Linked DNA regions of Homo sapiens: region 1 is linked to region 2. A link is a contact called in ENCODE Hi-C data. All regions are on one chromosome and are shown on one strand. Each heading gives the region's core, a stretch centred on a gene start or an enhancer-like site at or near the end of the contact. The rest is flanking DNA. Distances are from core to core; before and after follow the strand shown. Region 1 holds the start of ERI3 (ERI1 exoribonuclease family member 3). Region 2 holds the start of FOXO6 (forkhead box O6).

Evidence for each region. Hi-C counts contacts between places; a loop is a spot of excess contacts on that map. Pooled maps may share reads with other maps.
Region 1: a loop to region 2 is called in a map of CD8-positive, alpha-beta T cell, with 12 times the contacts of the local background. The contact joins the promoter of ERI3 here to the promoter of FOXO6 in region 2. A Hi-C loop is called at or near these places in 2 of 168 maps with a recorded cell type or tissue (CD4-positive, alpha-beta T cell and CD8-positive, alpha-beta T cell) and 6 of 50 pooled maps.

What each region holds. Positions count from the first base shown.
Region 1 is chr1:44,353,779-44,360,898 of GRCh38, reverse strand. ERI3 (ERI1 exoribonuclease family member 3) reads left to right here and starts at 5,642. Exons shown (of 9, transcript NM_024066.3): 1 at 5,642-6,007. The coding sequence starts at 5,873. RefSeq lists enhancers at 5,358-5,407, 5,308-5,808 and a silencer at 5,678-5,907.
Region 2 is chr1:41,357,240-41,364,290 of GRCh38, reverse strand. FOXO6 (forkhead box O6) reads right to left here and starts at 2,857. Exons shown (of 3, transcript NM_001291281.3): 1 at 1,947-2,857. The coding sequence starts at 2,360. RefSeq lists silencers at 2,142-2,361, 2,562-3,221 and enhancers at 3,020-3,314, 3,382-3,451.

The sequences.
Region 1 (7,120 bases), core at 4,393-6,892, 3.0 Mb before region 2:
TTCAAGCAATTCTCCTGCCTCAGCCTCCCGAGTAGCTGGGACTACAGTCGTGTGCCACCACACTGGGCTAATTTTTGTATTTTTAGTAGAGACGGGGTTTCACCATGTTGGCCAGGCTGGTCTTGAACTCCTGACCTCGTGATCCACCCACCTCGGCCTCCCAAAGTGCTGGGATTACAGGTGTGAGCCACTGTGCCCGGCCTAGCAGGGAATGTTTAAGAACGAGGCGAGGACATTGGGAATTGGGATGCGGCTCACAAACGTGATGCAGCTGCATATCAGACCCAGAAAGGATGACGGTGCCCTCAGGATTACCAGGTGTGGGTCGGGTGGGGTGGTTCATGCCTATAATACCAGCATTTTGGGAGGCTGAGGCAGGAAGTTCACTTGAGCTTAGGAGTTTGAGACTAGCCTGGGCAACATGGTAAAACCCTGTCTCTACAAAAAAACACAAACAAACAAATAAAAAGTAGCCAGGCGAAGTTGCACAAACCCATAGTCCCAGCTACTCGAGAGCCTGAGGTTGAAAGAGTGCTTGAGCCTGGGAGTGGGCCGTGATTTAGCCACTGCCCTCTAGCCTAGGTGACAGAGTGAGACCCTGTCTCAAAAAAAAAAAAAAAAAAAAAAAGAGATTACCAGGCATGGAGACCCTCCGCTAGGACAGGACTGATTCAGATCCTAGAAGTGGCAGTGAATGGTTCTAGCTACGGGAGCCCCTGGGGCACTAGAGAGTGCTGGCTGGTCCTTATGCAAATTGGGGCCAGAGAGAGGAGCCTCAAAAATCAAGCTGCGATTGAGAGGAGGGGGAGCCATATTGGGAGTAGCATTGGGACTACGAGAATGAAATTGGAAAATTGTTGGGCTGGAAGGAGAGCTTGCACACTCTCTAGGATCACCATCTCCTTTTTACTTCCGTTGAGTTCAATACATCCTGGCAGGATCGTCTGCCTCTTTGAAAGCAACTGCTTTGCTTTCAAACTTTGCTTTTTCCTCCCTTCTGAGCATAAGATATGGAAGAAATCTGGGGCCCCAATCTTTTCTAGGGCTGCTTTGCCTCTGACTAGTGGCTAGATAGCCCAAACTGACTTTGTACAGTTGGGACAAAGCTGTGGGATTCATGACATTTGTGAGCCACACCTCTGGGGCATGTGAATCATGACTCTCTCTGGGCCCGGGGGCAAATCAGGGTGGAGTCACAGGATTTGAGGTAAGGACACTGGGACTAGAGAGGGGACAGAGAGTAGGCAGAGAGTGTCACAGCCTAAGGAAGAGAACCTCCCTGGGCAGGTGGCTCCATTTGATTTCCGATTTAAAGGGGAGGCTTAGATAGCTAAGAAGAAAAAGGCTAATAAGAAAAATATTAAACTGCAGTGTGTGTGTCCCCAGGGACTTCCTGTTGCCATGACTGACCTCCCGGAGAGCGCCATTCGTTCCCAAGCATGGCAGCTTTATAGGCACTTGTAGGCCTGCAAAGAACACCAATTTGCTGCTGCAGTTTGTTTTGATAACTGAAACTTTCAATAAATCTATATTAAAATCAAAGGGAAAATTAACTAGGCCCTAGTGAGGGGCACGGAGATAAGGGAGCACATTACCACCCTGGCCTCTGCCACCCCACATCCATCTCTTAGTTCAGATTCAGGTCACCAGGGAGATGAATGGCTCAAGCTCTTGGGGAACAGCTCTGGGGAAAAGCAGGAAGAAGGCGGCATGGCCAGATCCAGCCCTGACTCCTCCCGGAGTGGCAGAAGACTGCTAGGGGGTTGGGTTGGGGAGAAGAGGAGGTGGGGTGGTGGTGGTCATGGTGGGAAGAGGGGCAGGAGAAAGGGGTAGGGGAAGGGTGAGAATAATAGTAATAGCCACTGTTTACTGAACTCTTTATTCTAGATAGTGCTAAGCAGTTGTATATTTAATTCCAATAACAAGTAGATACAAGTATTATCTACATTCTAGAGATGAAGAAACTGAACTTCAGAGAGGTATGTGACTTGCCTAAGGTCACAGATGGAGCCAGGACTCAAACCTGAACAGGTTCTCTCTGAGCCCACCCTCCTATGCTGTTTTACATAGCTTACAGGGACTACGACAGCAGTAGCAGGTCTTCCAGTTGCCACATAAAACGGTTTCAGACCCAGTCTGGGTTCTCTCAGCTGTGCCAAGGTTTGCGGGCTGCCATGTATTATCCTTGGGTCCTGCACTCTCTGCGCTTTGACAGCTGGTTAAGGTCCTAGCTTTGATGACCACCTTGCTGCATTTCCTGGTGGTTTGACAGGGTATAAGAAGACCTAACTGACCAGGCGTGGTGGCTCATGCCTGTAATCCCAGCACTTTGGGAGGCCAAGGCGGGTGGATCACCTGAGATCGATAGTTTGAGACCAACCTGACCAACATGGAGAAACCCTGTCTCTACTAAAAATACAAAAATTAGCCAGGCCTGGTGGTGCATGCCTGTAATCCCAGCTACTCGGGAGGCTGAAGCAGGAGAATTGCTTGAACCCAGGAGGCGGAGGTTGCGGTGAGTTGAAATTGCGCCATTGCACTCCAGCCTGGGCAACAAGAGTGAAACTCCATCTCAAAAAGAAAAAAAAAAAAAAAGGCTTAACTTGGTCCTCTCTTTTGTTCTTGCTCTCAGTGTTCACTTTAGCTCAGTCGCTCAATCCAGCAGCTAGGGTGTCTGTGTGTCTGTGTATTGAACTCAGTTCATCTGCCTCCCCAAATTCACTTGCCCTTGCCTCATCTGCATCCCCGACTCTGGCCATTGGCCACTTATTTATTGCACAGCTCAACTGCCACTCCCACCTCATTTACTAACACCTCTGGTTGTCTTTGTTTCCCTTGGGATGATGGCTAGGTTTTGACACAGCCTCCAATGTGCCCACTGTGGCGGGACTGCAGTGGACCTAATCTGACCCAACCAGAGGCTTTGATTCCTCTCACCATTTCTAGTCTCAAATGAATGACTGTGCTTCCAGGTGTGGAATCTGGCACCCCCTGTGGCTACGGCAGTGGTGGGGTAACATAACCCTTCCTTCTCCCTGTCACACAGGATGGTTCTACACACCTTGTACGACAGAGCAACTAGTTGTATTTTCTTTGAGGCACTGGCCAACTTCTCAGTAAGACACTATCTTGTACGTTCTTTCCCTCCTTCCCTGCTTCACTTCCCCCCTTCCCCCACTCTTTTATTTATTTGTTTATTTAAGTCACGGAGTCTTGCCATGTTGCCCAGGCTAGCCTTGAACTCCTGACTTCAAGCGATCCTCCTGCCTCAGTCTTCTGCCTCCTGAGTAGCTGCGACTACTACATGCGTCACCATACCCGGCTCCCCTCACTCTTGATGCCTTGGGATTGAACTCCCCAATTAAATTTGAGCACATAAGTTTTGCCTCAGGCTCCGTTTCCTTTTTTTTCTTTTATAGAGATGGAATCTTGCTATGTTGACCAGTCTGGTCATGAACCCCCGGGCTCAAGCAATCCTTCCACCTTGGCCTGCCAAAGTGTTGGGATTACAGGCATGAGCCACTGTGCCCGGCCCAGGCTCTGTTTTCTAGGGAACCAGATAGCACACAACAGAGCCATGGCTTGAGAAAGCCAAGTGCTGTGTTAGGCGGCAGTGTAAGATACCAAGTGTATACTGAGCTGTTAAACTGTTCTATTATTTGAATCAATTTGCCTGGTCTTTGTACAAAAAGAACTTACAGTGTGGTGAAGTCCTGGAAGCTGTACAGTTGAGCCCTAGTGCACCAAGGAGGAAAGAACACATTCTGGGGAAGTCAAGGGGACCATGGAAGGCTCCACAGAGGATGTTGGGGCTGGGCATTACATAAAGCCTTGAATCCAGATACTATAGATTTACTTCATTCTTACAGCCAAGAAGATTGGCTGTGCCCTACTCTCAGGCCATAACTCAGTATATAACAAAGCTATCTCACTGCCTCTTGTCTTATTTTTATATTTACTTGTTTTATTATCTATTCTTCCTCCTACAGCCCCTCCCCAATTTATTTATTATGGCTCACTGCAGCTTTGTCCTCCCAGGCTCCAGTGATCCTCCCACCTCAGCCTCCTGAGTACCTGGGACTACAAGCACGTGCCACCATGCCTGCCTAATTTTTAACTTGTTTGTAGAGATGAGAATCTCATTATGTTGCCCAAGCTGGTCTTGAACTCCTGGTCTCAAAGGATCCTCCTGCCTCAGACTCCCAAAGTGTTAGAATTACAGACGTGAGCCACGACACCCAGCTTCCCTCTCCAATTTAAAAGCTCCTTGAGAATAGAGGTGTGTCGTTATTCATCAATGAATCCTCAGCAACAGAAACAGTGCCTGACACTTAAGAGAGGCACTATAAATACAGATGGACTGACTGACCAACTGGGGTTAATGTGTAGGTAATAATAGGAGAATCTGTTCCAGCTCCAAGAGTTGGGGGATAGTGCCTCCACTTTACTGACCTCGGGATAAGTCTGTCCCTGCTGCTGGATATTCCCTCATTTGTTCGCAGACATTTATTGCGGGCCTTCTTTATACCTGCCCTATGCGGTGTATTACTGATACAACATGAACAATATGGAAAAAATGCTTTTCCTAAAGGACTTAAAACCCTGTGGGAGCGACAACAAGGAAACAGACAATTATAAGACAATATGATAAATGCTATAGGTCCACAGCAGAATCACCTAACCTATGACGTGGGTGGGATTAAGGAAGGCATTCCCTGATATGGGGATTACCAGGCACTCTCAGCTCAGGTGGAAACCGTTATGGTAAGGTCCGCTCTCAGAGGTGGTAGGGCCCAGAAATGACATCATCCTAAGTGTAAGTATGCAGACAGCACACAGAGGGGCTTGGTAACTGAAGCTGGGCCCAGAGGATGGGGTCCTGACCGATTGGGAAGCTGTCAAAGCCATCATTCCCAGCTCATAACCTGGGACCCATGACTACCCAGAAAGGCATAACCAGGATGAAGAAACACAGGTCTCTCCAGCTTACTGGAGAGACTGACTGGGGAAGCTCCTCACAGCTGAGGCCAGAAACCTTTTAAACAGAAGTTTCCTCTGAGTGGACCTGAACAAGCCAGTTCCCTCTTCCTTAGGACGGCCCTTCACAAATCTAAGCATTTTCCTCTTAGCTTAATCCCTCCTTGTCTCAGGTCTCCCCCAGGCCCACATCCGAAAGTAGATGACAATAATTACTTGTTGAATGAACGAATCATGAGGAGTCATGTAAATAGAATTCTGTCACGTTGTGAGCCCACATTCACCTTACGGGTATATTGGAGGGCGGGAAAACGGAGATGGGGGGCTCCACTAATGTGTGTCTGTGATCCTGGTTAGATCGCTGTAGGCCATAGAAAGTTTCATTTTAAAAAAATTCCTTTCACAGATCAGAAGTGATGTCCCCGTCCCCGTCTTCTCTTCTGAGTTTGTGCAACGTCAAAACTACAAGTCCCATAAGGCCGGCGGCCGGGAGTCACCATCTTGACATACCTTAGCGCGCATGTCGGCGGGAGAGCGAGCGTTTGGGGAGAAGAAGCCCCGCCTGACTGCAGCCCATTGGTCAAAGGGGTCGGCAGCGGGCTCAGCGGTTGGCCACAGCGCCCGCCCGTCCGCCGCGTCGGTCGGGGTCAGAGTGCGCGGAGGTGAGTCGGTGTGTTGTGGACTCGTGGTGCTGGCTGCCGCTGTTCAGGCGGCCGGGAACGGGCGGTGGGGAGCGGGCGGAGCTGGCCCTGCCTCTGCCTGGCCGGCGCCGCAGTCGGCGCGGGCCGCGCCCGCCGCCGCCAACTGCCCTGAGCGCTTGCTGAGGCCGAGGGAGACGTCGGGGCCTGCACCTGGAGGGAGCCTGCCGCGCTGGCCCCGAGGAGGGGGCGTTGCCATGGCGACAGCCTCTCCCGCTGCTGACGGGGGGCGGGGGCGGCCCTGGGAAGGAGGGCTGGTCTCCTGGCCCCCCGCCCCTCCCCTTACTCTCCCCTGGACTTGGATGGGCCCGAGTTGGGGGCAACACCCCGGGGTGGGTGATGCTGAATGGCCCCGCCAAGATTGGGCCCTGGTTAATGCATGCGGGGTGAGGGTCGCGGTGCGCAGAATTTATGCAACCTGGGGTGCTGGCCCATGTGCTTACCCTGGATGCTTACTTAATCTACTGAGTAATGTTCTGGCGGAGGGGGAGCGGGGCAGAGCTTTGCAAGACAGGATGGGTGAGTTTATTAAGGGGGTTGACTTACTGGGATTACTAGAGAAGAAAAAGGTTTGACTAGAGAGGCTAGAAATGGAGCATGGAGATTGTGGGTAGAACATTCCCTTGACCCTCTCGCCAACACATGCCCACACACCAGGTTAGCAGTTTACCTCTTTGTAAATCTGAAGCGGTGGTAGTAGTGATGGTGGAAGGAGTGAATAAGGGCCTAACCTGGCTAGCTTTCTGTTTGCCTGTCTTGCAAATGGTCCAGCAACAGGTGTTTTCTTAAAAAAAGCATGAACTTGGATTGAGGCTTGACTGCGAGTTCTTGCAAAATATAACTGCTCCTTGTTGACTTGGAAGATGCTGGATGTGGGGCCCCTCAATGGGGGTTTGGATTTTGTCCTTAGAGCTGGATTTTGCAACAAATAGTGCCCATCGTTGTGTCTGCGAGAGGTCTCTGGCCACTTCAATGGCATTTACTCTTGTCAGACATTTAATCAGTCTCCCAGCGGAAGGGCAGCAAAACATGAATCCTATTGGCTAAAAGAGTGTACGCTATTCAAACTATAGTAGGTTGTGAGTGGCTAAATGAGTTTTGATTGTAGAGTTTCTTCCAGAAATTGGCTTCATCAAATTCTGCTTTATTCTGACTTTATCATATACAGCATGCCTTGTTTTAGTGGGTTCTTGCTTGGAGCTTAGTTTATTATACCTGAATCTCCTACCATTTAAAAGCCAATTTATAAACAGGGACTTGGAGTGTGACTCCACTAATGTGTGTCTGTGATCCTGGTTAGAAACCCACTTGGCTGCCTTTTCCTCAGGAGGTGGGGGTTGGGGGAAGGGAGCTGCCGGGAAGTGATTGATAAGGTTTCCTTTATAGATTCTGTGGTGCTTCACTGGAGCTCAGAGCACTTTGGCAACTTAAGCACTCCAAATTAA
Region 2 (7,051 bases), core at 1,608-4,107:
ACCTGGGGCCAATGCCGGCTTTGGAGACCCTGGAGGGAGACCATTTGGTCACAGTAAAACCACCTCAGGGACTGCTGAGAGCGTTAAAGGCAGATGTGTCAAGGTGCCTCTCACAGTGTTTGGCCCCAAGACCTTCAATGAACTGCAGTTCTCTGCTTACTTCCAGCCTCATGTTCCCTCTTCCCATCTTTCCCCATGCTGCCTGATGCAGCAAGCCCAGCTGGAGCTACATGTCCTGCAAGAAGCCCTCCCAGCCACTCTGGCCCAATGTACTGTCCCCTGCCTCAGCATCCTGCACCATCCACTCAGTTCCCTACTCTTTCACTAGACACACACTGGTGGCTTCTTGGTGTCAAGACTGTATGCTGGGTGCTGTGGGCACAGAATGGTTCTGACACTGCCACTGTCTTCCAAAAGCAGGGTAGAGAGGGGAAATGAGACAGAACACAAATGACTAAAACCTGCTACCAGCAGGGAGAGGGCCAGAGAAAGGGGAGTCCTAAGCTAGCTAAAAAGGGTTTAGGGAAGGCTTCCTGGAGGAGGCATCTGAACTCTGTACCCTTGAGGACAGTGAATACATCTACAGGGAGGAGTAAGCCAGGGCATGGGGAGTGCAGGACACACTTGGGGGAAATGTGTTCTGGTGGGGGTTGAGCCCAAGGGGATGGGAGAGGGGATGCGGAAAGAGACCCAGGTCTACTCCTCCAGCCTGTGTTCCTGCCCCACAGTGGCCGGTGAGGGACAGAAGCTGCCAGCACTAACCCTGAGAGCCATGGGCTCCCAGGTCAGGATACCCTGGCTCTACAATGCTGCCCCTGGGTATCTAGAGCTGTTCATGCCCACAAGTCTCCCCTCCTCCACTGGCACACCTCCTTCCTCTGACCCAGCTCACAGGCACCACAGGGCACAGCCCCCTCCCTTGACATAGGCATGCCTCCCTCACAGAGGCCACTCCTCCCATAGGGAGGCTGACAGTTCGCCTCCTAGGCACAGGAGGGGTCTCCAGCCTCCTCTCCCCCAAAGGCATAGACTATCCCCACTCTCCAACAAGATGGCCAGGGGAGGAGCTGGGTCGAGAGGCCACAATCCAAGCAAGCCCCTGTCCCCTCCTAAGGTGGCTCCCCCCTTTCCACTGGCTGGCACTGAGGCCTCCCTGGGGTACCCTGCCCCTCCCCCAGCCCCTAAATGGATCTGGGCTCCGACAGCTAGGGAAGTGGAAAAAAGCATCCTGGGTGGGTATGGACAGATCCCCAGCTCTCAACACCCTGTCCTCACACCAGCAGGGGCCATCACCAGTGACCCCCATCCTGATCTAGGTAAGGGGGGCAGCAGCCACCCCATGGAGAACTCAGATCTCAGGTCACCTGCCGAGTTCCCCACTCCAGGCTGGTTGGTGCCCTAGGGTGAACTCTGGCACCACAAGAAGAACTGTGGGCCCATGGTCACACTCCTCACCCTGGGGACAGCTCCAGGAAGCGCAATGATAGAGATTTGGGAGGGAAAGCCGGCATTGGCCCCAAGTCATTATTCCAGCGCTCTAAGAAGGGTGCCCTGGTGGAAAGGGTAAAACAAGAGTCACACAAAGCAGACTTGGGGGAGGAGGGGGAGGCTCCCCAATGTCCGCGGCCTGGGAATGGGTTCCTCTGCTATGCCCCCAAGGACAGGGTGGGGACGTGCCTCGGGGACGCCTCAAAGCGGCAGTCCCTTGTCACCCTACCAGACCTCCCACCCCGCATCCCTCCCCGCAAGGGAGCACGCACACAGCTGCTCCCAGTACGCCCCCGCCCGTCCGCTGGCCGGCCCCACGCCCTGGGCGCACACTCTGTGACCCCGGGGGGTGCCAAAAAGCCCTCCTTCTGACGGCCCTCCTGGAGCCCAACACACCTAGCAGCCCCTGGAAGCCCCAGTCGGCGTCCCCAGCCCCCTCCCCAGCCGGACGCCCCCACCTTCCAGCCGGCCGAGCTGTTGCTGTCGCCTTTATCCTTGAAGTAGGGCACGTAACGGACCATCCAGTCGTAGATCTGCGAGAGCGTGAGCCGCTTGTCCGGGGCGCTCTCGATGGCTTTGGTGATGAGGTCGGCGTAGGACAGGTTCCCCCACGCGTTCCGCCGAGAGCTCTTCGCTTTCCGCAGCGGTCCGACCTCCGCGCCCAGGGGCGGCGCTGGGGCCATCGCCGGGGCCGTAGCCCGGCGCTCCGGCCCGCAGTCCTCGGCGCCCTCGGCCACCCCTGCGCCCAGCGCTCCGTCCTCGTCGCCGGCCAAGTCAGGCTGCGGCAGGGGCCAGGTACACGAGCGCGGCCGGCTCTGCGGCGCGAAGTCCGGGTCCACGTCCACCTGATGCGCTCGCAGCTTCGCAGCCATGGTCCCGCCCGGCTCGGGCGAGGAGGGGAGGGAGGCTTCGCGGAGGGTGGGCGGGCGGCTCCGGGATCTGCACGCCCCGGGGAGGCCCGCGGGAGGGGTCCCTGGCGGCGCTGTCTCAGCCGCGGGGCGCCATGGGCCGAGGCGCGGAGGCAGGGGGCTGGACGCGCTGGGGAGCACGAAGGGAGGGAAAGACCTGGGCAGTGAGGGGGCGGCGGCCCGGGAGCCCAGCGGGCACACACCTCGCCCAGCCCCGCTTCTAGCACCTGCCGCCTGCCTGCGCCTGCAGCCACCACCGCCACCGCCGCTGCCGCCGCTCCCCGGGCGCCGGCCCTGCGCACGGGCCCTGCTCTCCCGGGACGAGGCCGGATTGCACCATGCCGGAGCCCGAGCCGGTGCCGGAGCCCGCGCCGCCGCCGCCCGGTGAATGCTGCCGCCGCCGCCGCTCCGGCTCCAGCGCCAGCTCCCGCGCCTGCCGCGCTCAGCGCCGGCTGCACCTCGGGATGGGCGGGGGACGGGGAGGGGGCGGGCCCGACGCGGGAGGGGGCGGGGCGTTTCGCCTGCGGCCGCGGAATCCTCAGCCAGCCCAGGTGCCCCGCCCGCGGGCTGGGAGACCGGGCGCTGAGCTCCCAGCTCGGGGCGACCCCGCCGCAGCCCCTGCAAGCAACAGCGCCGCCTACGGAGCAGGGGCGGAGCGGCTGGCGCGACCCCGCCCCCTGCTCGGCGCGGAGGCGGGGGGGCTAGGGGGCGGAGCCCTAACACTCCCATTGGTCCGCGGCTGGACTGTCCTGCCCATGGGCTCGACAGGATCCCTCCCAGAAGCGCGTCACCGGTTATTGTTACAACCCGGGGTTTCCCGGGGCAACGGGATGGGGCGGGGCTCAGGGCACTGGCCCCGCCTTCTACTCCGGAGAGGACTGCCCCGCCCTCTGTTTGTAGACTCCTGACGTTCCCAAGTCTCCGTTCCAGGACTCTGACAGGGAGGATGATCGAACTCTGCTCTTCTTTGTGCCCTGGACTGAGCTGGGGAAAAAGAATGGGTCAAGAATACCTGGGTTCTAGGCTAGGCTTTGCCACAATTCTCGCTCCTCCATCCGCAAACATGTTCTTCATGGTGCCTGTGGTCATAGTTTTAGAGCTCCAGTTCTCAAAGTTTGACGCAGAGCAGAATCATCCCCTAGAGCTTGTTAACATTGCTGGACCCCAACTCCAGAGTTTCTGATTCGGCAGGTCTGGGTTGGGGCCCCAGACTTTGCATTTCTAACCAGCTCCCAGGTGATGCACGAGAGACCACACCTTGCAAACCATTGTTTTAGAGTCTGTGGGAGGTTCTTACTGCGGTTGTTGGAACAAGCACTTGTCTAAAGTTCACAGTGTTTGGGGAGATGCTTCTCAATCAGTTCCTGGATATTTATTGAGCACCTCTGACGCACCAGGCACTGTCCAGGGCTCTACAGTGAGAGCAGCAACTGAAACAAATGAGGTCCCCTACTGCATAGACTAGTCAGGAGTCAGATGCTAATCAGATCATCACATGAGCTCAGAAGGGCGAGGCTAGCCGAGAGGTTGGGCAGTCCGTGGCCTCATCCTACAGGCTGCTGAGCTAGGTTTCCCAGTCACCACTGCACCTGCTGGCCTTCGCTCAGGGTATTTATCCCCTCTGCCTAGAACACCATTTCCCCGCCGCAAGGCCCTCATCAGAGATTCTCCCACTCTTCAAAGCTCCGTGCAAATGTCAACTTAGCCCTGACACCTTCTCTAGCCCCAACTCCCAACACTTTCTGTTCTCTGCTTGCCCAGACCACTTGTTGAGCTGCCAGCAACACCTTGTGCCCCTTTAGCACAATATTCCTATTTTGCCAATCAGGAAACTGAGGCCCAGAATGAGCAGGTGATTCCCCTGGTGGCATGGCCAGGACTGGAATCTCAAGCTCCTGATTTCTTTACCAGCCAGTACCTTGCTCCTGAGGACGCTGGAGATGCGAAGGTCTCTGGGCAGTGGGAGGGCTGAGCCCAGGCCATGGGAGATGGCCTCCTTTCTCAAAAATTTCTTCCTTCCAGTTTAGGACCTGAGGAGCAGGGCCAAGGGTGAGGGTGGGGGTGGGGCTGGAGGAGCCCCTCCTCATTCCCCAGGGTGGGAGCAGGACTTGCTTGCAGATGCCTGGCGTGGCATTTGCCTGAGTCATATCCCAAGGCAAGGGTGGGCATGGGAAGTGCTGGCTGACGACCCCTCCGATCCATACACATACACACATCCTCCAGGTGATTCTGTTTAGAGTCACAAGGAGCCTGAAATCATTGCTGAATCCACCCCCCACCACCACATCACTCGTATGCCCTCCATGCCTGGGGAGTCCATACTGGGAGCTGCTCCCCTAAGGGACCCTGGAGACCGAGCAAGCCTCCCGCCAGTCTGCGGCCCTGGCCCAGCTCTGAGCTGTGAGGCAGAGGCCTGCTGAGGGCCATACCATTGCTGGGAGGATCCTTAGCTGGGGGCCCTGGCACAGGCTGCCAACATGGGTCTGGGAAGCCAGGTTGGCAGAGATGCACTAGAGGCTGACTCAGGCCCCTGCCCTGCCCGGTGTCCACAGCTGCTGCCTGGACTCTCCTCTGAGGCCCATGTCTGGTACACTCAGCTCCTACACACACACACACACACACACACACACACATTCAAACTCACACCCAATGGCACACACTCACATTCTTCTCACTCACAACTTGGCCCCTGCTCACACATTCATTTTGAGGCAGTATAACATAGTGATTAAGAGCATGGGCAAGATACATAACTGCTCAAAGCCACTCTTTCCTACTCTACAAATGACTACCATAATAGCACTACCTTCACAGGATATTTGAAAAATTAAATACATTTATGAATGTGAGCACCAGGCTCAGAATAAGCGCGCAATAAATGCTAGCTGTTTTTATTGCTGCTTTTGTGTGTACATACCTTCCCTTCCTACTTTGCCCAGCTCATACAGTCCCACCTGCTCTTACCATGCACACACTCACAGCCGCTCACACATGTAGGCTCACTCACAAGCACACTCGCCACGTGCCTCACGCTTGTGTCTCAATTACACAGACCCATGGTTTCTACCTACAGTTCCCTTGACCACCAGCTCTCACCCTTCCCCGCTCCCCCAGGCTGGCTCTCAAGCTCCCATCCACCCTCCCTACCACGCCCACATTCATTTCTGTTCACAAACAAGCCCCCACTTGCTTCCCCTTTCATTCCTCGTTTTTCCACATGCAGGCACATATTCTTCACTCACACCTCCCTGGACACTGGAACATGCTCGCATTCCAGTGCACGCGCACTCACTTGCCCACAGGCAGGTGGATGTGCGCGTTACCCACTCAACTCGTGCTTGGATCACAAAACTTGTACACATACACTCAAACAATCCCAGCGCATGCCTCAATACCTCAGCTGACTCGCCCACTCCCAGTGAGGAGCACACACCACACAATTCTCCCAACACACACTGCCATCGGCAGACACCCCCCACCCGGGGCTAAGGTGGCACTCCCCTCGCCCTCAAGAGACTGTCTCCTCCCTGTCACTTCCCCTCCTCCAGTCTCAGCTCCCCAGCCCCTCCCAGCGCTCAGAATAGCCCCTGCCACCACTGCTGCTGCCACCGCTGAGCCATCAGGGCCCGCCAGAGCCTGCTTCCCAGTGCTTGCTGCCAGCTTTCCCGGCTCACTCAGGGCAAGTGAGGACAGGAGGACGCGCTTCTCTGAGGCTTGATGGGCATAGCTGCGCTGCATCCCCAGAGCCCACCTGGAAAAAGTCAGCCATCCTGGGATTGGCTGCTGCCACTTGCTCAGGACCTGTGTGCCCTGGTCCTCATACCCCCGGCTGAAAGCAGAGAGGGCTGCCTCTCAGAGAAACCCAGGTCTGGGAAGGAAGAGGTTTGCTCAAGGAAGTGCAGTGAGTTGGGAACAGAGCCAGACCACAATCAACCCAATCATTCCTAGCCCATCATGCAGGAGCTTGAGAAGACCCTCCCCTAAACCACATGGTTATCAAGAACCCCCACCCTGCCAGCACTGAGCAGAGCCTGGCTGATATTTAATGCCACCGTTGCCAGGAAAAAGGAATAGCACAGAGATGATGTCTGGGGACACCTCTGGAGGGGAGGGGAAGGGGCTGGTGACCAGAGGAGGCCTCCAGGGGCAGAAAGGGGGAGTGTCTGCAGAAGCCAGAGGGGATATCAGGACAGCTGGGAGCGCCTCCAGGACAGGCTCAGGCCTGGCCCCTGCAGGGACAGTGACAGGGAGTGGGTGGGGCTGAGCTGAGGAGGCTCAGCTGAGGGGGACAGTGCAGCAATGCAGCCCCTATAAGAAGACCCAAGGCCCCTTCGGCGGCCTGCACAGACCACAGACCAGGCCTGGGCAGAGAGTTCTGCTGGCTCTGGGGAGGCAGCTTACAGCAGCGACTGCTGGGTGCCCAAGAACATGGAGCCCAGGCCCAAAGGACCTTGTACCTTCCTTGTCCAGGAGGCTGTACCACCACTGGCAGGGTAGAGAATCACTGGCATAGTGATTAAGAAATGAATGCCAAAGTGAGCTCCTCTTACAGGCCAAGCCCATTCTGCACACCATCCCATTCAATCCTATATTCTTATCCCCATAAGGTTCCCCAAGCACTCACTAAGTGCTGGCCCCTGTGGAGCACCTGACAG